Linked DNA regions of Homo sapiens: region 1 is linked to region 2. Evidence: read pairs that join two places in POLR2A ChIA-PET (ENCODE). Cell type or tissue: Caco-2. All regions are shown on one strand. Links, peaks and the distances in the headings refer to the core of each region. The heading gives the core; the rest is flanking DNA.

The links. Peaks named below come from ENCODE experiments on the same cell type or tissue, not always from the same donor. Only the 100,000 strongest peaks of a DNase experiment are listed, where the experiment ranks them.
Region 1: POLR2A ChIA-PET joins it to region 2 with 6 read pairs; 3 of 35 experiments call an interaction of 5 or more read pairs at or near these places.

What each region holds. Positions count from the first base shown.
Region 1 is chr15:50,712,916-50,724,219 of GRCh38, forward strand. SPPL2A (signal peptide peptidase like 2A) reads right to left here. Exons shown (of 15, transcript NM_032802.4): 13 at 9,209-9,286; 14 at 7,025-7,185. Among named protein-coding and RNA genes, the nearest start is that of TRPM7, 32 kb to the left of the region's middle. RefSeq lists an enhancer at 5,828-5,972 and a cis regulatory region at 5,893-5,906. In Caco-2, for the core only: no CTCF peak of the experiment used is centred there; a DNase peak (open chromatin) is centred at 5,986.
Region 2 is chr15:50,649,620-50,660,923 of GRCh38, forward strand. TRPM7 (transient receptor potential cation channel subfamily M member 7) reads right to left here. Exons shown (of 39, transcript NM_017672.6): 3 at 8,162-8,200. LOC128092252 reads right to left here. Exons shown (of 4, transcript NM_001414947.1): 3 at 8,162-8,200. Among named protein-coding and RNA genes, the nearest start is that of TRPM7, 32 kb to the right of the region's middle. In Caco-2, for the core only: no CTCF peak of the experiment used is centred there; a DNase peak (open chromatin) is centred at 6,162.

The DNA of each region.
Region 1 (11,304 bases), core at 3,385-8,384, 63 kb after region 2:
CCTCGTGATCTGCCCGCCTTGGCCTCCCAAAGTGCTGGGATTACAGGCATGAGCCATCATGTCCGGCCCCACTATGGATTTCTTATTCCCCTACCTCCCTGTAGATCCAATCTCATTTTATGGATGAGGAGACAGTCTTCAGAGATTAAGTTATTCGTCAGAACTGATGTCAAAGGCCACAATACACTGTCTCCCACAAATGACAACATTCAAGGTAAGCTAATTTTGATTTTAAATGTTGGACATAAACAATGAGAGATTTTCTTTTTAAAAGGGAAATAATTTTGTAAAGGCATTATATTACATAACTTTCAAAAATGCTAGTTTTCTGAAAAAATACTCTTTCCTGAGTATTTTTTTTTTTTTTTTGAGATAGAGTCTTGCTGTCGCCCAGGCTAGAGTGCAGTGGCACAATCTCGACTCACTGCAAGCTCCGCCTCCCAGGTTCAAGCAATTCTCCTGTCTCAGCCTTCCGAGTAGCTGGGACTACAGGCGCCTGCCACCATGCCCAGCTAATTTTTGTATTTTTAGTAGAGACAGGGTTTTACCATATTGGTCAGACTAGTCTCGAACTCCTGACCTCAGGTGATCCACCCACCTCAGCCTCCCAAAGTGCTGGGATTACAGGAGTGAGCCACCGCGCCCAGCATTTCCTGAGTATTTTTTTTTTAACATCCTGCAAGTTGCCTAAAATTTGAGCAAATGTCCCTTCCCATATTTCAACATTTTGTGCATAATGAGAAAAATGACTGAGTCTAAACATAATTTTTTCTCTGCAGCTTGTGATAGCTCAGAATTTGTTCTTTTACGAGTAAGTTAAAGGAAGCAGATTTAACAAAAACCCAAAGTTTTCATATCCAGACCAGGAAAATGAAAATTTAGTCAATGAGTCGAGAAATAACCAAACCAACAAACAACAAAACAAAAAATCCTCACTCCTACAAATAATGATAGCAAATAAATTCACAGCACCTATAAGCAATCTGTAGATATTAACATATTTATTACAGCAACCCTCTGAAATAGGTTGTTATCCCATTTTACTATGTAGAAAAACTGAGGCACCAAGAAGCTAAGCAACTTGCCCAAGGCTACACAGCTAATAATTAACAAAATTAGAATTCAAATTTAGGCAGCCTGGTACTAGACTCTATGCTCTTTACTTCTATGGGTTATTTTGTATTCTGAATGTCTTTACCTAATACAATTACGATACTACACTAGAAAGTGAGAATTTTATTAACAAAGTTGGCCTATGTTTTTATACGCTTTTAAACAGATTTTCCTACAATCAAATGCCTTACTTAGCTACTATGTTATATGGTAAAGCTCCTGATGTCTGCCCTCCTGGGGCTATTATTACTTAGTGACTAGCAACAGTGTTCTTTCCCTTTGTAGGTAGCTGCTGTGAAGCAGAGGCAAATTTTTTTCTCAGGCCAGGAATGGTGGCTCACGCCTATAATCCCAGCACTTTGGGAGGCCGAGGTTGGTGGATCATCGAGGGTCAGGAGTTTGAGACTAGCCTGACCAACATAGTGAAACCCCATCTCTACTAAAAATACAAAATTAGCTGGGCATGGTGGCGCATGCTTTTAATACCAGCTACTTGGGAGGCTGAGGCAGGAGAATCGCTTGAACCCTGGAGGTGGAGGTTGCAATGAGCAAAGATAGTATCATCGCACTCCAGCCTGGGCAATAAGAGTGAAACTCCATCTCAAAAAAAAAAAAAAAAATTTTTTTTCTTGGCCGGGCACGGTGGCTCATGCCTGTAATCCCAGCACTTTGGGAGGCCAAGGCAGGTGGGTTCACCTGAGGTCAGAAGTTCAGGACCAGCCTGGCTAACATGGCGAAATACTGTCTCTAGTGAAAATACAAAAATTATCCAGGGATGGTGGTGCATGCCTATAATCCCAGCTACTTGAGAGGCTGAGGCAGGAGAATCGCTTAAACCTAGGAGGTGGAGGTTGCAGTAAGCCAAGATTGTGCCACTGTACTCCAGCCTGGGTGATAGAGCAAATTCCGCCACCCCTCCCCGCCCAAAAAATTTTTCTCAAGATCATGATTTTTAAGAAGTTTTTTTTGGTGTTTTTTTTTGTTTAGACTGTGTCACTCTGTTGCCCAGGATGGAGTGCAGTGGTACAATCTTGGCTCACTGCAATTTCTGCCTCCCAGGTTCAAAAGATTCTCCTGCCTCAGCCTCCTGAGTAGCTGGGGATTACAAGTGTGTGCCATCATGCCAGGCTACTTTTTTCTTGTATTTTTAGTAGAGATGCGGTTTCATCATGTTGCCCAGGCTGGTCTCGAACTCCTGATCTCAAGTGATCTACTAGCCTTGGCCTCTCAATGTGCTGGGATTACAGGTGTGAGCCACCGCTCCCGGCCTAAGAATGAAACTTGGATGGTCCAGGGCAAAGCATTTGTTCACTGGGAATACAAATGTAGCCCTTGGTTGAAATCTTTCCTTAACTACAATCCTGTGTCAGTAACAATTATGGAAAAAGAAGGAGGAAAGGTGCTAGAATCAACCAGAGGAAAAAATGTGCTGTAGAATATTTCCAAAGAAATGCAATGTTAATAACTTTATGTATACAACAACTCTAAATATTCAACTATTTCCAGTATGAGTTAGCACAAAAAGATATGGAAGCTACAAAGAAAGAAACTGTTTACAGTAGCTGCCCGTTAAGGGTGGGGGTGGGGGAAGAATGGTTAGAAAAAGGACTCCCATTTTTACTTTAGACACTTTTGTATTGCTTATTTTAAAAACACAAATATGCACTAATTTGTAATTAAGATACAAAAAAGAAAAATTACTAAAATGCAATCAGTAAAGGTCTATGTAAAAATTTTAGTAAATTAACTACCAATAATATTAACCTACAAGACATTAAAATAGAACAAAGAAGACTAGAATTACTATAATGAACATCTTTTCACATCATTTTTGCCCAAATTTTTAATCATTTTCTGAAAATACCTTAAGAGAAATTACTGGGTCAAAGTAAATAACAAAGTATGATATATGCATATAAGGAAATATTATATAGCCATTAAAATAATTTTATAAGGAATTTAAAATAAAATATAAAATGCACTGAAAAAGAAAGAGAACTATTTATAGTATCATTCACTCGTCTATCCATTTATCCAGAGAAGGCACAGAAGGAAATTCACTTAAACCTTAACTATCTCTAGGTAGTAGGATTATGGGCGGACTTAATTTTCCTCTTGTATTTTTAAAAAATATTTTCCAAATTTTCTATAATCACATATTTTTATTTTTATTTATTTATTTTTGAGACGGAGTCTTGCTCTATCACTCAGGCTGGAGTGCAATGGCGCAATCTCAGCTCACTACAACCTCCACCTCCCAGGTTCAAGCACTTCTTCCGCCTCAGCCTCCCAAGTAGCTGGGATTACAAGTATGTGCCACCATGCCCAGCTAATTTTTGCATTTTTAGTAGAGATGAGGTTTTGTCATGTTGGCCAGGCTGGTCTCAAACTCCTGACCCCAGGTGATCTGCCCGCCTCAGCCTCCCAAACTGCTGGGATTACAGGCGTGAGCCACTGCACCTAGCCTATAAGCATATATTTTTAATAATAAAATACTTTAAAAGCTGTATGAAAGGGAAATGAATTTTTTATAAGTAAAAATAAATTCTGACAATGAAAATAACAAGAAACATAATTCTGTAAGACAGCACATGTGCTCTCACTAACAATCCTAAATTTCAATTCTAAACTAAACAAAGATTTAATGTCAACTCACAATAAAATTTCCTGATGTTGCTTGTCTTCTTTGTCCTGATTTACAGTTAATCAGATAAGTACCCCTAATAATAGAAATCTCTTGCTCACAGGCCTGTCCTGAGTCTTTTCTTCTGCCTCTACATTCTCAACTCTTTATTCTGTATGCTAATGGTACTCCCAATTATCTATCTCTAGCCAGGTCTGTCTCTTGCACATCAGACCTATTTATTCAACTGCCTATTATTTCTCTCTTTGTGGTGATCCAATAGGTACTTCTGAAATGTTCAAGACTGAATTCATCATCATCTTCCTCAACCCTGTTGCCTTTCCTTCATCACCATCCCCCCACTCAGTTTCCCAATCCAGAAGCCCTGAACTCTACTTCTTTTCCTCCACCCATACTGACTCCATCATGAGGCCCTATTATGCCTCTAAATTTCTCTTAACTTTGTTCACGTCTTTCCATCTCACTATTTTGCTAATTTAGGCTTCTATCACTTCTTTTTTGTTTGTGTTTTTGTTTTGAGACAGGGTCTCACTCGCTCTGTTGCCCGGGCTGAGTGCAGTGGTGCAATCATGGCCCACTGAAGCCCCTATCTTCCGGACTCAAGCAATCCTCCCACCTCAGGCTCCCGAGCAGCTAGGACCAAAGGCATGTGCCACCACGCCCAGCAAATTTTTTCTTTTTTGTAGAGACAGGGTCTCACATGTTGCCCAGGCTGCTCTCAAACTCCTGGGGTCAAGTGATCCTCCTGGCTTAGCCTCCCAAAGTGCTGCAATTATCAGGATAAACAACCATGTCTGGCCTTCTATCACTTCTTATTGCAATAATTGTCCCCAGTTTTGCTCCCTTAATTTTCTAGATTTCTTAAAACCTTAAATGGTCTCCAGTGCTTAGTATAGAGTCCAAACTCTTAAATGTGGCTTATAAGATGCTACATACAAGGCTCTCACTCTTGCTTCCTTCTCCAGCTTTCATTTCCTGTAACTCCCGTAACCCTCTACTCAGCATTATAGCCATCCTAACCTTCACTGAGTTTCTAGCATGTGCCATGTTCTCTTCCCTCTGAGCCTCGGAAGACATGGTTCCTTCAACATGGAACACACAGCTCAGTCTTAAAGTCTGGACATAAATTTAATATTCTTTAGAAAGCCCTCCCCAAATCACCTAGGACTCTTTCCTGAAACCACAAGCACTGGATATCCCATCTATAGTTTTCATGGCACCTGCCGTAACTAATAGGTTTATCACACTTTATTGTTAGTGACTTTATGTCTATTCCTCACTAGACTGTAACTTTCGTTTTTTTTTTTTTTTTTTTTTGAGACGGAGTCTTGCTCTGTCCCCCAGGCTGGAGTGCAGTGGCACGATCTCGGCTCACTGCAAGCTCCGCCTCCCAGGTTCACGCCATTCTCCTGCCTCAGCCTCCCGAGTAGCTGGGACTACAAGGCACCCACCACCACACCCGGCTAATATTTTTTTTGTATTTTTTAGTGGAGATGGAGTTTCACCGTGTTAGCCAGGATGGTCTCGATCTCCTGACCTCGTGATCCTCCCGCCTCAGCCTCCCAAAGTGCTGGGATTACAGGCATGAGCCACCGCGACCGGCTAGACTGTAACTTTCAAGAGGTCATGAGAATAGGCCTCTTTCCAACTTGATCATCTTGTATCACCAATACCAAAAATAGTATCCTCTCATAGAATCACTCATAAACATTTGCTAAATGAAGAAATATAAAACCATTAAAAAATGATGTAGAGTACTTTTTGAGATGTGATTTTTAGATGTTATTAGCATAGTGTATATCATAGGATACACTTTATTTTTAAAAATCTATAAAAAACCTATGTGAGTGTCATCTTCAATAGAAAAGTTAAAAGTTACCTTACTAGTTTAGTCAAGGGCATTAGGATCATAAACTAATTCTATGTATAACAGTATAAGTTGAGACAACAGCTTTGTGATGTAGGCAAGACAGGTATTATTAGCTTAACCAAATCTCAAAGAAATGTTAAGATTTCCTCAAAAGAATTCTAAACCAGTGTTTTTTCAAATCATAGTAGTCTGTAACTTAATGTGTTAACCACCTCTCATTAAGTAACACTATAAATGACATGAAAGACCAAGCACAAGATGGACATGGACTTTGAACTGTTTATCTACTATCAGAGTTTCAGCCACCCATCCAAAGTGTCTCTCTTTTTGTTCACGTGTCAACTGACACAGAAGCATGAGGGTGGATGGAGGAGAGTGGTAGTTGTAATAGGGGAAAGCAGAGCTAACTGCCTCACAAAGTGCCTTCATGAAGGGGTCAGTGCCATGGCCCTGACCTCAATAGGCTAGGGTTTCCCAACTCTTCTTAATTTCAATGCAAACAGACTTTACTGGAATACCAAGAACATTTAGGGGGAAAAAAAAGAAAAGGCTTTAACTTTAATGAAGAAACCACTCAAGCAAAAGAGACCTTGGTATCAAGATTTTCTTTGTTTAGAAATTTTAAAGAAAGCTCAACCTTGATTCACTTAAATCTCAAATGAATGCCCTATCTAGTTTGGTTAGGCCCATTTAGATGCTGAAGAGGACACTTTTTTTTTGAGATGGAGTTTCACTCTTGTTGCCCAGGCTGGAGTGCAATGGCGTAATCTTGGCTCACTGCAACCTCTGCCTCCTGGGTTCAAGTGATTCTCCTGCCTCAGCCTCCCAAGTAGCTGGGATTACAGGCGCCTGCCACAACACCCGGCTAATTTTTTGTATTTTTAGTAGAGACGGGTTTCACCATGTTGGCCAGGCTGGTCTCGAACTCCTGTCCTCAGGTGATCCATCTGCCTCGGCCTCCCAAAGTGCTGGGATTACAGGCGTGAGCCACCGTGCCTGGCCAGAGTACACTTTTTATCTGCAAAACCTTAGGACTCTTACTACAAATAGCTAATGCTTAGTCTCAAAATTAAGTACTTATTTTAAACAACGAATTTTATCTTTCATGAAGTCTGCTTTTGTGTAGGTTTTGAAAATACATGTTGAAATGCTATTTTGTTTTCCCTGATGTCCTCTGCTGTTTTTTTTTTTGTAGTTTTGTCTTGAATCACCAGGCTTTTGGCATTAGATTGCAGGGGAGGTCACAAATGATGATTCAATAGGTGGACAGTGAGTAAGGGGGTATTACAGTACTTTTTGGTACATAAAAGCTTTGCTACATATAGGCTGTTCCCACCCAAAATCAGTCAGTAAATTAAGCCATAAGATAACTTGGTAACCAAAGTATAAGCACATACCTGATAGCTGTTACCTTTCCAGAACTTTTTCATTTCCTTACGTCTCCAGGCAACAACTGAGGCAGTAATAAGTGTGCAAGGTACTAAATAGAGGAGAGCAGGTTGCCCCTTTTTCATCAGCACCAGAACAACAAATGTAAGTATCATGCCAATAGCATAGGCTGCAAGAAGAATACCAAGCTATAAGTCATTTCTACATGTTACCAAAGGTGGGTTTTTTCCTCTGTCATTTATGTACTGGTTTTCAAACATTTCTGAGGATATTTTTGCTCTATGACTTCTTGTAATTTCATCATTTTCCTAGATAGGATTAGGAGACATCTTCTATGGAGCTTTTGAAAAATGTGGAAACTGGTTAGCATTTCAATTATTACTAACCTAACCATGTATCATTGATAAGAGATAATAATTCATGAGAGCTTCAATTATCTGTTGCTATTAAAGATGTTAAATAGTTTCATATTTTAGATAACTAAATCTGTACCAATAGGTAATATAAGTTGTTTAAAAAAAATCTTCCTAACACTGATTACATACTTCCTAAGCTTTGTTAATAAGCACATACTTTTGAACTTTTCTTTTTTTTTTTTTTTTTTCGAAATGGAGTTTTGTTCTTGTTGCCCAGGCTGGAGTGCAATGGCACGATCTCAGCTCACCGCAACCTCTGCCTCCTGGGTTCAAGCAATTCTCCTGCCTCAGCGTCCCAAGTAGCTGGGATTATAGGCATGTGCCACCACGCCTGGCTAATTTTGTATTTTTTAGCAGAGACTGGGTTTCTCCATGTTGGTCAGGCTGGTCTCAAACTCCCGACCTCAGGTGATCCACCCGCTTCAGCCTCCCGAAGTGCTGGGATTATAGGTGTGAGCACCGCGCCCGGCCTGAACTTTTCTTAATGACTCAGGGTTTTACTAGGAACATAGGATCTCAGAATATTCCCTTTATAAACAATTTAGTATAGTTTCTAATTTTAAAGATGAGGCAATGGAGGAACAGGGAGTTTAAGTTGTCCAAAGGTACACAGGAGAATTAATGAACACTCCTATAATCTGCCTTTGGATACTAATATGTTAAAGCCCTGGAGAGTACCATACTTAGTGGCCTCAAACTGCTTTTTTTGAGATGGAGCCTCGCTCAGTTGCCCAGGCTGGAGTGCAGTGGTGCAATCTTGTCTCTTGAACCCACTTCCCAGGTTCAAGCAATTTTCTTGCCTCAGCCTCCCGAGTAGCTGGGAATACAGGTGTGCACCACCATGCCCAGCTACTTTTTGTATTTTTAGTAGAGTTGAGATTTCACCATGTTGGCCAGGCTGGTCTCAAACGCCTGACCTCAAGTGATCCACTTGCCTTGGCCTCCCAAAGTGCTGGGATTACAGGCATGAGCCACCACGTCTGGCCAGCCACTGTGCCCAGCTGAGACTGCTTTTTGAATTTCTTTATACTTTTTTTCTTTTCTTCATCTTCTCCCTCACTTAGCTATTTCTTTTCTTTTTCTTCCTTTCTTTTTTTTTTTGAGACAGGGACTCAATCTTTCGCCCAGGCTATAGTGAAGTGGTACGATCATGACTTACTGCAGCCTTGACCTCTTGGGCTTAAGCGTTTCTCCCATCTCAGCCTCCTGAGTAGCTGGGACCATAGGCATGACCACCACACACAGCTAATACAAAAATAATTTTTTTTTTTTTTTTGAGGCAGAGTCTTGCTCTGTCACCAGGCTGGAGTGCAGTGGGGCAATCTTGGCTCACTGCAACCTCTGCCTCCCAGGTTCAAGTGATTCTCCTGCCTCAGCCTCCCCAGTAGCTGGGACTACAGGTGCGTGCCACCACGCCCAGCTAATTTTTTTTGTATTTTTAGTAGAGACAGGGTTTCATCATGTTGGCCAGGATGGTCTCAATCTCTTGCCCTTATGATCTGCCTGCCTCGGCCTCCCAAAGTGCTGGGCTTACAGGTGTGAGCCACTGTGCCTGGCCCTAAAACTGTTTTTTTAGAGATGGGGTCTCACTATGTTGCCCAGGCTCATCTAGAACTCCTGGGCTCAAGCAATCTGCCTGCCTTGGCCCCCAAAGTGCTAGGACTCCAGGGGTGAACCACCATGCCCAAACTGTACTCCTTCTTTATTTTTAGACCTCTGTCTTTTCCTCCAGACAATACAATTCAACATTTAATACAAAGAAAAACAAAAATTTACCAACTGTAGACGAAACATAGTATATGTAAGAAGAACCAGTCTGAACATCAAATCTTCTACAGTATGCAATCAACAGGCCTTAAAAACAAAACAAAACATTATTTTCTTAAAACAATAACAGCAATGCAAATTCAATTGTTAACAATAGTAAGTATATGTTATATTGAATCTTCATTGTTGCATTATAAGAACATTCAAGTACCTCAAATTCTTGACAAAATTTTATATGCTGATTTTAAAAATACTTAATACCATAGTTTAAACATTTCCTCAAGCTATTAAATAGTTTTTAACTATCATTTTTATCAGCTGCTCAATATTCCATGTCATGAAGAAAACTTTTTTTTTTTTGAGACGGAGTCTCGCTCTGTTGCCCAGGATGGAGTGCAGTGGCGCGATCTCGGTTCACTGCAACCTCTGCCTCCCGGGTTCAAACAATTCCCCTGCCTCAGCCTCCTGAGTAGCTGGGACTACAGGCGCGTGCCACCACACTTGGCTAATTTTTTGTATTTTAGTAGAGATGGGGTTTCATCATGTTGGTCAGGGTGGTCTCGATCTCCTGACCTCGTGATCCACTGGTCTTGGCCTCCCAAAGTCCTGGGATTACAGGCATGAGCCACCAAGCCCAGCCATGAAGAAAACTTTTAAAATTTATCATTAAAAAATATATTGAACAGACAAATGGGTTTACATCAAACTAAAAAGCTTCTGCACAGCCAAGGAAACAGTCAACAAAGTGAAGAAAACACCTGTGAAATGGGAGAAAATATTTGCAAACTATGTATCTGATAAGGGGTTAACACCTAAAATATATTAATATAAGGAACTCAAACAACTCAATAATAAGTAAACAACCCAATTAGAAAATGGGCAAAGGATTTGAGTAGCTAATTCTCAATAGAAGACACATAAATAGCCAACAGGTATATGAAAAAATTGCTCAAAATCACTAATCATCAGAAAAATGCAAATTAAAACCACAATGAGATATCGCCTTACATATGTTAGAATGGCTGTTATTAAAAAGATGAAAAGTAAGCCTTAGAGACGATGTACCAAAAGGGAACCCTGTACATTGCTTATGGGAATGTAAATTAGTGTAGCCATTATGGAAACCAGTATGGTGGTTCTTCAGAAAATTAAAATTAGAACTACCATTAGGTCTAATAATCCCACTACTGGGTATATATCCAAAGGAACTGAAATCAGTATGTCAAAGAGATATTTGCATTCCCATATTCACTGCAGCATTATTCGCAATAGCCAAGATATGGAAGCAACCTAAGTGTCCATCAACAGATGAATGAATAAAAAAATGTGGTACATACACAGACTGGAATACTATTCAGTTGGGTTTTTTTTGTTTTTTTTTGAGACAGAGTCTCACTGTCACCCAGGTCAGAGTGCAGTGGTGTGATCTCAGCTCACTGCAACCTCTGCCTCCTGGGTTCAGGTGATTCTCCTGTCTCAGCCTCCCAAGTAGCTGGGATTATGGGCGTGTGCTAACACACACAGCTAATTTTTGTATTTTTAGTAGAGATGGGGTTTCACCATGTTGGCCAGGCTGGTCTTGAACTCCTGTCCTCAAGTGATCTACCTGCCTCAGTCTCCCAAAGGGCCGGGATTACAGGCATGAGCCGCCAAGCTCGGCTCATGCTTTCATTTGTGAATATGCAATTATGCAGAAACAACTCATTTAATATCTATTTCTTGTAAGAAATTTGTTGAACCTTTTCTTCTTCCCAAAGAAGAAATCTCAGCTTGTCATGTATTGTCAGTACCTCTGCTCTTTGGAGAAATATTTTTGTTTTAGACCTTTGACATTTACTTCAATAATGTAGTATTTATATGCTATTTTTACCAGTTCTATGCCAAGTTCTATATAGAAGATCTTGTATAGCCCTTGGTGTGGAAATGGTAAAATCAGGCATAAGTTTAATGATATTCAAAGAAGTGTAAGGTTACTCAATAGAATGTTTTCCTTATTTTATCAATTATGTGAATCAAGATTCACTGAGCTAACATGTCAACTTGCAAGGCAACGCTGCTAGCTTTTCTCTCTCTACCTGGTTTTACTATGTAAATAGAAGGGCTTT
Region 2 (11,304 bases), core at 3,780-8,779:
AACTAATCTATATAGTGACAAAAGGGTGATCAATGGTGTCTGAGGCTGGGGTACAAAGACAGATGGCTTTCTACCCAGAAGCACATACTGGACTATAACACCATAAGTAGGAACCTAGTGGAGCTGGGCAGTCTCATTGATTTGATATAATCTTAAAAATCAGATGAGAGTTTGAGGAAGCCAAGGCAGCTAGAGTTTGTGAGGTAGAAAACAAAAAGAGGAGGGAGCTACAACGAGAAAGTTCCAAGTATCTGCAGAAGGGTCTCCTTAAGCATGTGGAAGAATAACTACTTGGCCAGGTACAGTGGCTCACACCTGTAATCCCAGCACTTTGGGAGGCCGAGACGGGCAGATTACCTGAGGTCAGGAGTTCGATACCATCCTGGCCAACATGGTGAACCGTCTCTACTAAAAATACAAAAAATTAGCTGGGCATGGTGGCGCGTGCCTGTAATCCCAGCTACTCAGGAGGCTGAGGCAGGAGAATCACTTGAACCTGGGAGGCGCAGACCACAGTGAGCAGAGATTGGGCCACTGCACTCCAGCCTGGGTGAAAGAGTGAGACTTTGTCTCAAAAAAAAAAAAAAAAAAAAAAAAAAAAAGAATAACTACTTAAGGCAAAGTTAAAAGCTACTGGACAGCAATAGCCGAAACAATTTCTGAAGCTCATAAAGGGCAGGGAACACTTTATGTTCCCACCAGCCAGAGTAGAGATCTCATAACACACAAGGCTTATGACAGGGTCCTCAAAAAAAGTATCATTAAATTAGAAGGACTAAATTAGACCTAGACAGACCAGGCACGGTGGCTCATGCCTATAATCCCAGCACCTTGGGAAGCCAAGGTGGATGGATCACCTGAGGTCAGGAGCTCTAGACCAGCCTGACCAATATGGTGAAACTCTGTCTCTCCTAAAAATATAAAAATTAACTAGGCATGGTGGCGTACGCTTGTAGTCCCAGCTTCTCAGGAGGCTGAGGCAGGAGAATCGCTTGAACCTGGGAGGCAGAGGTTGTGGTGAGCCGAGATCGTGCCACTGCACTCCAGGATGGGCAACACAGCAAGACTGGGTCTCAAAAAAAACAAAAAAAAACAAAAAAATCAGACCTAGACAGCCCATGCCCTGACAAAGTTTAAGAGCAAGACCTGAAAGGATCAAACTGATCCAAAGTAATCTAATTGCATGCTATAGCAAGTCTAAAACTCGCTAGTGGAATACAACAAATGCCAGTAACCAAAAACATAAAATTCACTATTGTCAGCATGCATGAAAAATTCCCAGACATTGGCCGGGCGTGGTAGCTCACACATGTAATCCTAGTATTTTTGAAAATGGAGACCGGCAGTTTGCTTGAGCCCAGGAGTTTAGACCAGCCCGGGCAACATGGTGAACCCCATCTCTACAAAACATACAAACGTTAGTCGGGCGTGGTGATGCACGCCTGTAGTCCAAGCTACTTGGGAAGCTGAGATGGGAGGACTGCTTGAGCCCAGGAGGCAGAGGTTGCAGTCAACTGATATGGTGCCACTGCACTCCAGCCTGGGTGACACAGAGAGACCCTGTCTCAAAAAAGTAAATAAATAAAAATTTCAAAGAATACTGAGGCATGCAAAGAAGCAGAAAACTATCAATAAAATAAAATCACTAAATGAAGACCAGAAAAGAACGAGATGATGGAATTATCAGAAAATGACACAAAAACAAGTATTATAAATGAGCTCCAACTATTAAGACCATGCTTGACGCCGGGTGTGGTGGCTCACGCCTGTAATCCCAGCACTTTGGGAAGCCGAGGCGGGTGGATCACGAGGTCAGGAGATCGAGACCATCCTGGCTAACACAGTGAAACCCCGTCTGTAATAAAAATAAAAAAAATTTAAAGAAAGACCATGCTTGTTGGGCACGGTGGCTCATGCCTATAATCCCAGCACTTTGGGAGGCCGAGGCAGGTGGATTGCTTAAGCCCAGGAATTCAATATTAGCCTGGCAACATAGTAAGACTCTGTCTCTAAACGAAAAAATTAAAGAAAAAATTAAAGAAAAGAAGACTGTGGGAAAAGAATATGAGCATGATGAAGACCAACATGGTGAAACCCCATCTCTACTAAAAATATAAAAAATAAGCTGGGCGTCGTGGCAGTCGCCTGTAATCCCAGCTACTCGGGAGGCTGAGGCAGAATTACTTGAACCCAGGAGGTGGGGGTTGCAGTGAGCTGAGATCGCGCCACTGCACATCCAGCCTGGCGACGGAGCAAGATTCCTTCTCAAAATAAATAAATACAATAAATAAATAAAATAATAATTTTCTAAATAAAGGTTTTAAAAATTTCATTTAAAAAATAACCTAAACTTCTACCTTAAAAACTAAAAATAACAGCAAATTAAACTCAAAGTAAGCAGAAGAAAAGATATGATAAAGAAAACAGAATGGGCCGGGTGCGGTGGCTCATGCCTGTAATCCCAGCACTTCAGGGGGCCGAGGCGGGTGGACCACTTGAGGTCAGGAGTTCGAGACCAGCCTGGCCAACATGGTGAAATCCTGTCTCTACTAAAAATACAAAACTTCACCGGGTGTGGTGGTGGGCGCCTGTAATGCCAGCTTCTGAGGAGGCTGAGGCATGAAAATTGCTTGAACCTGGGAGGCGGAGATTGCAGTGAGCCAAGATCATGCCACTGCACTGCAGCCTGGCTGAGTGAGACTCCATCTCAAAAAAAAAAAAAAAAAAAAAAAAAAAGAACACAATGAAACAGAAAAGAGAAAAATCGTGGGGGAAAGCAAGAAAACAAAAAGCTTGTCATTGAAAAGATAAATAAAATTGATAAACTGAAGTCAGAATAATGAGAAAAACTGAACAGGAAAATAAATCAACACTCCAGCCTGGACAATACAGCAAGACTCTGTCTCAAAAAAAAAAAAAAAAATCATTAATACACCTTTCCACAAAGAAAATTCAAAGCCAGATGCCTTCACTGGTGAATTTCATCAAACATTTAGGAGGAAATATAAATTCTACATACGTTCTTCCAAAAAAATCGTTTAAGTGGGTACATTTCCCAATTCATTTCATGAGGTGAGACTCATTCTGCTTTGGAAAAAAACAAAAACAAAATAAAACCAGCCCGTAATTCCAGCTACTTAGGAGGCTGAGGTGGGAAGACTGCTTGAGGACAGGAGTTCTAGATCAGCTTGGGTAACAAAAGGAACTCCATCTCAAAAAAAGAAAAAAAGGCAAAGCATTAGCATTACAAGAAAAGACTAGGCCGGGCACACTGGCTCGTGCCTGTAATCCCAGCACTTTGAGAGGCCAAAGTGGAAGGATCACTTGAGCTCAGGAGTCAAGACCAGCCTGACAACATGGCAAAACTCCTTCTCTACAAAAATTAGCCAGGCATGGTGGCATGCACCTGTGGTCACAGTTACTTGGGAAGCTAAAGGGAAAAGATCACCTGAGCCCGGGAGGTCAAGTCTGCAGTGACTGTGACACTGCACTCCAGTCTGGGCCACAGAGTGAGACCCTGTTTCCCCACTCCCCCCAAAAAGAAAAAAGAAACGGACGTGGTGGCTCACACCTGCAATCCCAGCTCTTAAGGAGGCATAAGTGGGAGCATAGCTTGAGCCGAGGACTTCAAAACTTGCCTTGGCAATATAGTGAGACCCCGTTCTCCACAAAAAGGAAAACAAGCATTGGACAAAACTGAATGTCTGTTCATTATAAGCACTGTCAGCAAACTAGGAAAGGAGGAAACTTCCTCAACAGATAACATAATACTTATTAAATCTTATCAAGAGTACCACTACATGCTAAGTCTTGTGATTCATTCTAGCTAATCATGGAATCTAGGTGTGGTCTCGGAGATTCCTGACATAAATGTGAACAAAATATATGAGATAACTGTTTCAGGCATTAAACAAGAAGAAACACGAAGCTGTGATCCTTGAAATGAGGGAAACACATGAGGTAAACCCCCATGACTGCACCAGCTTGGGGGCAATTTCTCAATCATAGAGATGACACCTAGGCAGAAAACAGTAGACACTGGGCCAAGCAAGGAAGTAGAGAACAGAATTCTAGGCTGTTGAAACAGTTGGAATTTGTAGCAGAGTTACCAGAGAAAAGGGAGCTATAAAGACAAGAAGGAAAAAAATCTCACATGGGGATTCACCATGGGTCTTTGGCCATGGTCTAAGGTGTATCTGTGAGAGATTCTGTGATGCCTAGCAGTAATCACTTGCTGTGTGTGGGTCTGTGAACGGGGTCCTAAAGGTCTGGAAGACATAGCAGTTTTAGTTCAGCGTGAAAAGACATCACTGAACCCCCTGAACACTCAATTGAGAACACAAAAAAGCTATACCTTAAGAGGAAGGTCCACATCCTAGGACTAAGTTCAAAATAGAAGTAGAACTGCCCTAACAAAGAAGAAAATCAAACCTGAATGGACAAAAGAATCTATCAAAAATTAATTTAATCACCTGTCAGAAAGAAACTGAACACTCCTTACAGGAAAATTATTTACTCCAGAACAACAATATATGATAAAAAATTATTGGCCGGGTGCAGTGACTCACACCATCCCAGCACTTTGGGAGGCCAAGGCGGGCGGATCACCTGAGGTCAGGAGTTCCAGACCAGTCTGGCCAACATAGTGAAACCCCATCTCTACTAAAAATATAAAAAATTAGCTGGGCGTGGTGGTGTGCGCCTGTAATCCCAGCTACTCGGGAGGCTAAGGCAGGAGAATTGCTTGAACCCGGGAGGCAGAGGGTGCAGTGAGCTGAGATTGCAGCACTGCACTCCAGCCTGGGCAACAGAACAAGACACCATCTCAAAAAAATAAAAAAATACTAGACATATAAAAAAGATGAAGGAAAAAAAGCAGTCACCAGAAACAGACCCTAAATGATGCAAATGTTGGAATCAGTAGACAAAGACTCTAATGCAGGTATTATAAATATGCTGAAGGGCATACAGGAATAGACAGTCATAATGAGAGTGCACATGGTGCATCTCAGCAGTAAAATGGAAACTATAACAAAGAATCAAATAGCAATCCTAGCACTGAAAAATGTAATGTATGAAATGAAAATTCACTGGATGGGCTGGGCGCAGTGGCTCACGCCTGTAATCCCAGCACTTTGGGATTACAGGCGGGCAGATCACAAGGTCAGGAGATCAAGACCATCCTGGCTAATAAGGTGAAACCCCATCTCTACTAAAAAAAACCACAAAAAACTACCCGGGTGTGGCAGCAGGCACCTGTAGTCCCAGCTACTCGGGAGGCTGAGGCAGGAGAATGGCATGAACCCAGGATGCAGAGCTTGCAGTGAGCTGAGACTGCGCCACTGCACTCCAGCGTGGGCGACAGAGTGACACTCCGTCTCAAAAAAAAAAAAAAAAAGAAAAGAAAATTCACTGGATGGACAAAACAGCAAAATGGAGAATGTAGAAATAAGAGTGAACCTGAAGACATCAATAGAAATTATTCAATACATCAGATAAAGAAAAAAAAGTTAATTAAAAAAAAAAAACTTCCTGGCCAAATGCAGTGGCTCACGCCTGTAATCCCAGCACTTTGGGTGGCCAAGGCGGGCGAATCACGAGGTCAGGAGTTCAAGACCACCCTGACCATCAAGGTAAAATCCCATCTCTACTAATAATACAAAATGAGCCAGGCATGGTGGCATGCGTCTGTAATCCCAGCTACTCAGATGGCTGAGGCAGGAGAATTGCTTGAACCTGGGAGGCAGAGGTTGCAGTAAGCCAAGATCGCACCACTGCACTCCAGCCTGGACAACAGACCAAGACTCCATCTCAAAGGAAAAAAAAAACAAAAAAACAAAAAACCTTCTCAATCAGGTAAAAAATTTGAACGTGCAAATATTTACGCAAGCAGAATAAGTACAAAGAGAATCACTCTCAGGCATATTATAGACATGCTGCTGAAAACCAAAGGAATAGAAAAAAAAAATATTTAAAGTAGCTAGAGAAGAAAAAGACCCATTCCACACAGGAAGACAACTACTGTATTACAGCTGCCTTCTCATTAGAAACAAAAGCTACAAGATAAAATAATGACACCTTTAAAGTGCTGCAATGGGCTGGGCGCAACAGCTCACGCCTGGAATTCCAGCACTTTGGGAGGCCAAGGCAGGCAGATCACAAGGTCAGGAGACCAGCCCAGCCACCATGGTGAAACCCCATCTATACTAAAAGTACGAAAATTAGCCAGGCATGGTGGTGTGTGCCTGTAATCCCAGCTTCTGGGGAGGCTGAGGCAGGAGAATCACTTGAACCTGGGAGGCAAAGGTTGCTGTGAGCTGAGATCGCACCACTGTATGCCATCTAGCCTGGGCAACAGGGCAAGACTCCATCTCAAAAAAAGAAAAAAACAAAAAAAAAAAACCCCTGCTGCAATAAAATAACACAACCCAGAATTCTATATCCAGTGAAAACATTCTTCAAACATGAAAATAAAAGAAATATATTTTCAGATAGACCAAACTGAGAAAATTCATGTTCAGTTCAGTGTAGCTGCACTATATGAAATGCTAAATAAAAGAAACTCTTTGGCATCGTCAAACAAGAGACACCAGATGGAACCTCACCATCTATAAGAAGAAATGAAAAGGACTGGAGATGGTTAAGTACAGGGGCAAATATGAAAGACTGTCAGGTCTTTTTGTTTGTTTTTTTTTCTGGAGACAGGGTCTTGCTCTGTTGCCCAGGCAGGAGTGCAGTGGTGTGATCAGGGCTTATTGCAGCCTCAACTTCCCAGGCCCAAACGATCCTCCCGGCTCCAATGATGTTCCTGCTTCAGCCTCTTAAGTAGCTGGGACTACAGGTACATGATACCATGCCAAGATTTTTGTGTGTGGTTTTCTTTTTTTTTTTTTTTTGGTAGACACAGGGTCTCACTATGCTACCCGGGCTGGTCTCAAACTCCTAGGCTCAAACCATCCTCCTGCCTCAACCTCCCCAAGTGCTGGGATTACAGGCGCGAACCATCACATCCAGCCTGTCAGGTTTTTTGTTTTTGTTTTTACAGACTTCCTTGAAAAACTCTTCAATATATCTAAAATAAACCCATTCTATGTACTTTTATTCCTAGCCTACCACCCAGAGACCTTCTCTTCTTCCTCTTATACTTCCTCATCAGACCCTAAAGCATATTACAATTTACTCAGTTGCCTAAGAAGGAAATGTAGTTACCATGCTCAAATCTTCCCTTTTCTTCACATTCACCAAATCCTATTGCATTTATCTCATTAAGCCCTTCAAATATGCCTACTTCTCTTCATTGTCAAAAACATCTTACTTCAGGTTCTCATCTTTTTGCCAGAGTCACTCTAAAACTTTAGCAACTGGTCTATTTTCTTCCAATCCAATCTAAAAATGCAAACTGCTCTTACAAAAAATAAAATCAGCCGGGCCTGGTGGCTCACACCTGTAATCCTAGCACTTTGGGAGGCCGAGGCGGGTGGATCACCTGAGGTCAGGAATTCAAGACCAGCCTGGCCAACATGGTGAAACCCCATTTCTACTAAGAATACAAAAATTAGCCGGGCATGGTGGCGCATGCCTGTAATCCCAGCTACTCGGGAGGCTGAGGCAGGAGAATTGCTTGAACCCATGAGACAGAGGTTGCAGTGAGCCGAGATTGTGCCACTGCACTCCAGCCTGGGTAACAGAGCAAGACTCCGTCTCAAAATAATAATAATACTAATATAGCATGTTATTAATTGCCTGTACAATATCCTTTTAACATGAAATCAAAAGCATGTGCAACAAAAAGCCTTGTAGAGTAACTGAAACTCTCATTTTTCCAGGCCCAAATCTCTCAAATCTCCATCTTACATTCTGCAGTTTCCTGACAGAACCATGATGTCTTTCACTATCAGGCCTTCCCATACACTGCTCTCGCTGCCTAAAATTCCTGTCCTTCAACTTCTGCTCAACAGACACAACTTTACAACTCTTCTTAGGTAGCTTCACCTGAGTTTCAAACAGCCTTGACTGACCCTTCACCTTCCAAGTCTAGGTAAAGTACCCATCAAATATAATAGCATGTGAGTTTCATGCCACTGTGTTCTAACTCATATTTCTAATAGATTAGTTTTATTTATTTTCCGAAATTTGTGCGGTATAGTTATGTTAAACTTACCTGACGAGTTGCTGACAAATTTGACATCCTGGAAGGCATCTATTGAACACAAAAAGGTAAATAAATTATTTCAGGTGAAAAACTTTCTGATTTTAAAGTATATAAAATACATAAAATACAAAACAAAAAAAATTATATACCTAGTTTAATTTTTCAGTAGATATTATAGTTCACGTATACCTTGATTTATAATTCAAATAACTATTTTTTAACTGACAGTCTCAATTTTTTTTTTTTTTTTTGAGACAGAGTCTCGCTCTGTTGCCCAGGCTGGAGTCCAATGGCGCAATCTCAGCTCACTGCAAGCTCCGCCTCCCGGGTTCACACCACTCTCCTGCCTCAGCCTCCCAAGTAGCTGGGACTACAGGCTCCTGCCACCATGCCCGGCTAATTTTTTTGCATTTTTACTAGAGATGGGATTTCACTGTGTTAGCCAGGATGGTCTCGATCTCCTGACCTTGTGATCCACCTGCCTCGGCCTCCCAAAGTGCTAGGATTACAGGTGTGAGCCACCGCGCCTGGCAGACAGTCCACACCTATAATTGCAACACTCTGGGAGGCACAGGTGAATTGCTTGAGTCCAGGAGTTTAAGATCAGCCTGGGCAACAAAGCGAAACTCCGTCTCTACAAAAAAAAAAATTAGCTAGGGGTAGTGGTGCAGGCCTATAGTCCTAGCTACTAGGGAGGCTGAGGTGGGAGGATTCCTTGAGCATGGGAGGTCGAGGCTAAAGTGAGCCATGATCATGCCCCACTGCACTCCAGCCTGGGCGAAAGAGCGAGAAACTGTCTCAAAAAAAAAAAAAAAGACATTATCTTGGCAAGAATACAGAGAGAGTCTGGTATCTGTGGGTGAGAGTATATATTTATATAATCCCTATGGAAGGCCACTTGGCAATACCCATCAAAATAAAAAACGTTGACTCTCACACACTAATTCCAGTTCTAAAAGCATAGGCTAAAACACATCTGTAGTATACGTATAAAATGAAAATTGTACAAGGTCGTTGACTGCAGAATTTTTTTCCTAACAGCCAAAAGAAAGTGAAAATAGCTAAAATGTTCAATAAGAGATTACTAAAACAAATTACAATTCAGACATAATTAAATAGGCTGCAACAATTAAGAACAAACTAGTGGCCAGGCGCAGTGGCTCACGCCTGTAATGCCAGCACTTTGGGAGGCTGAGGCGGGAGGATCACGAGGTCAGGAGATCAAGACCATCCTGGCTAACGCAGTGAAACCCCGTCTCTACTAAAAATACAAAAAATTAGCCAGATGTGGTGGCACACGCCTGTAATTCCAGCTACTCGGGAGGCTGAGGAAAGAGAATGGCCTGAACCCAGGAGGCAGAGCTTGCAGTGAGACTACGCCACTGCACACCAGCCTGGATGACAGAGCGAGACTCCGTCTCAAAAAAAAAAAAAAAGAAAGAACAAACTAGTGATCGCCAAGATAAGTTACAGTCACAGTGGGCTACACTATATATTTTAAAGGGGGAAGGGGGATAATCATCTGCTTGGACATACAAAGACTATATCTAACTTTCTGGAAGACATTCCAAGGAATGGATAACATCAGATTTTTTATTAGCAAGGTAAACTTATAGCTAAAGCACAGTACTGGAAAGGAGACTTTCACTTACAGCATTTGGTACCTTTTAAGTTATGAACCAAGTGTCAATTACCTATTCATATAAAATTAAGAGTTCAACTACTGTAGAAAGAAGTGACGAGCTAACTGTAAATTATGTCTCTCATGAATGGTTAAAGGTGGGGATACTTAGTAACAGCTTTGGATTTCTTTAATACCTTGAGTGCTTTTATTATTTCTATTGCAAAGTGGAATTAATAAAACTATAGAAAATAAACTCCTTAATGATAAAATCTATTTTTTCTTTTTTTTTTGAGATGGAGTCTCACTCTGTCACTGAGGCTGGAGTGCAGTGGCACCTTGTCAGCTCACTGCAACCTCCGTCTCCTGGATTCAAGCAACTCTCCTGCCTCAGCCTCCCAAGTAGCTGGGATTACAAGTGCCCACCACCACGCCCAGCTAGTTTTTATATTTTTAGTAGAGACGCGGTTTCACCATGTTGGCCAGGCTGGTCTCGAACTCCTGACCTCAGGTGATCCACCTACAGCCTCCCAAAGTGCTGGGATTACAGGCGTGAGCCACCACACCCGACCAACAAAATCTATTTTTTTAATAAAGCAAAACATCAATTTCTCCGGAAGAAAAATGGTATTTTATTTTAGAACTGGCACACTGAACTAAGGAGGCTTAAATACTAATCCCATCTTTATGAATAGCCATGTGACTTGGGAAATGTCATTTATCCTCTTGTTGAGAAATGTGATACGATGTTGTAATAAAACATATCTTTAACAAGTAGTAAGAAATCAGAATAAATCATAGACTCTAATGATTGGAAGAGATGTTAAGGTTATCTATTTTAATGATCCAAAAAGAACTAATCAAAAACATTTACAGAATGTATTAAAAAATTGAGGGATATTTAAAAAACATAAAATATTTTCTCAATAATAAATAAATCCAAATTTAAAATATATACTATTATAATTACTGTCAACTAAAAATAAATAAATGTATACCAGGCACGGTGACTCACTTTGGGAGGCTGAGGCGGGCAGATTATCTGAGGTCAGGAGCTCGAGACCAGCCTGACCAACATGGTGAAACCCCTGTCTCTACTAAAAATAAAAAAAATTAAGTGGGCGTGGTAGCGCATGCCTATAGTCCCAGCTACTCAGGTAGCTGAGGCATGAGAATCGCTTGAACCCGGAAGGCAGACTTTGCTCACCTCAGTCTCCCAAAGTGCTGGAATTACAGGCATGAGCCACCATGCCCAGCCTAAAAATATATACATACTATTTTCTACTTATCACGTTTTCTTGATGGTGATGGAAAATGTTACTCCAGTCATTACTCAGTAAAGGAGACAATCTCATTCACTACTGGGTGATCATTTATATTCCTTTAATACTTTTCAAAAGATTCTGGCATTACATAACCTAAGGGGGGAAAATCTTAAATATAAAAAAGGTTTTATCCACAAAGATCTTCATTGTGGCCTAATTAAATTTTAAATGGCTAAAAATCGAAAACAACTAAATTGACCAATAGT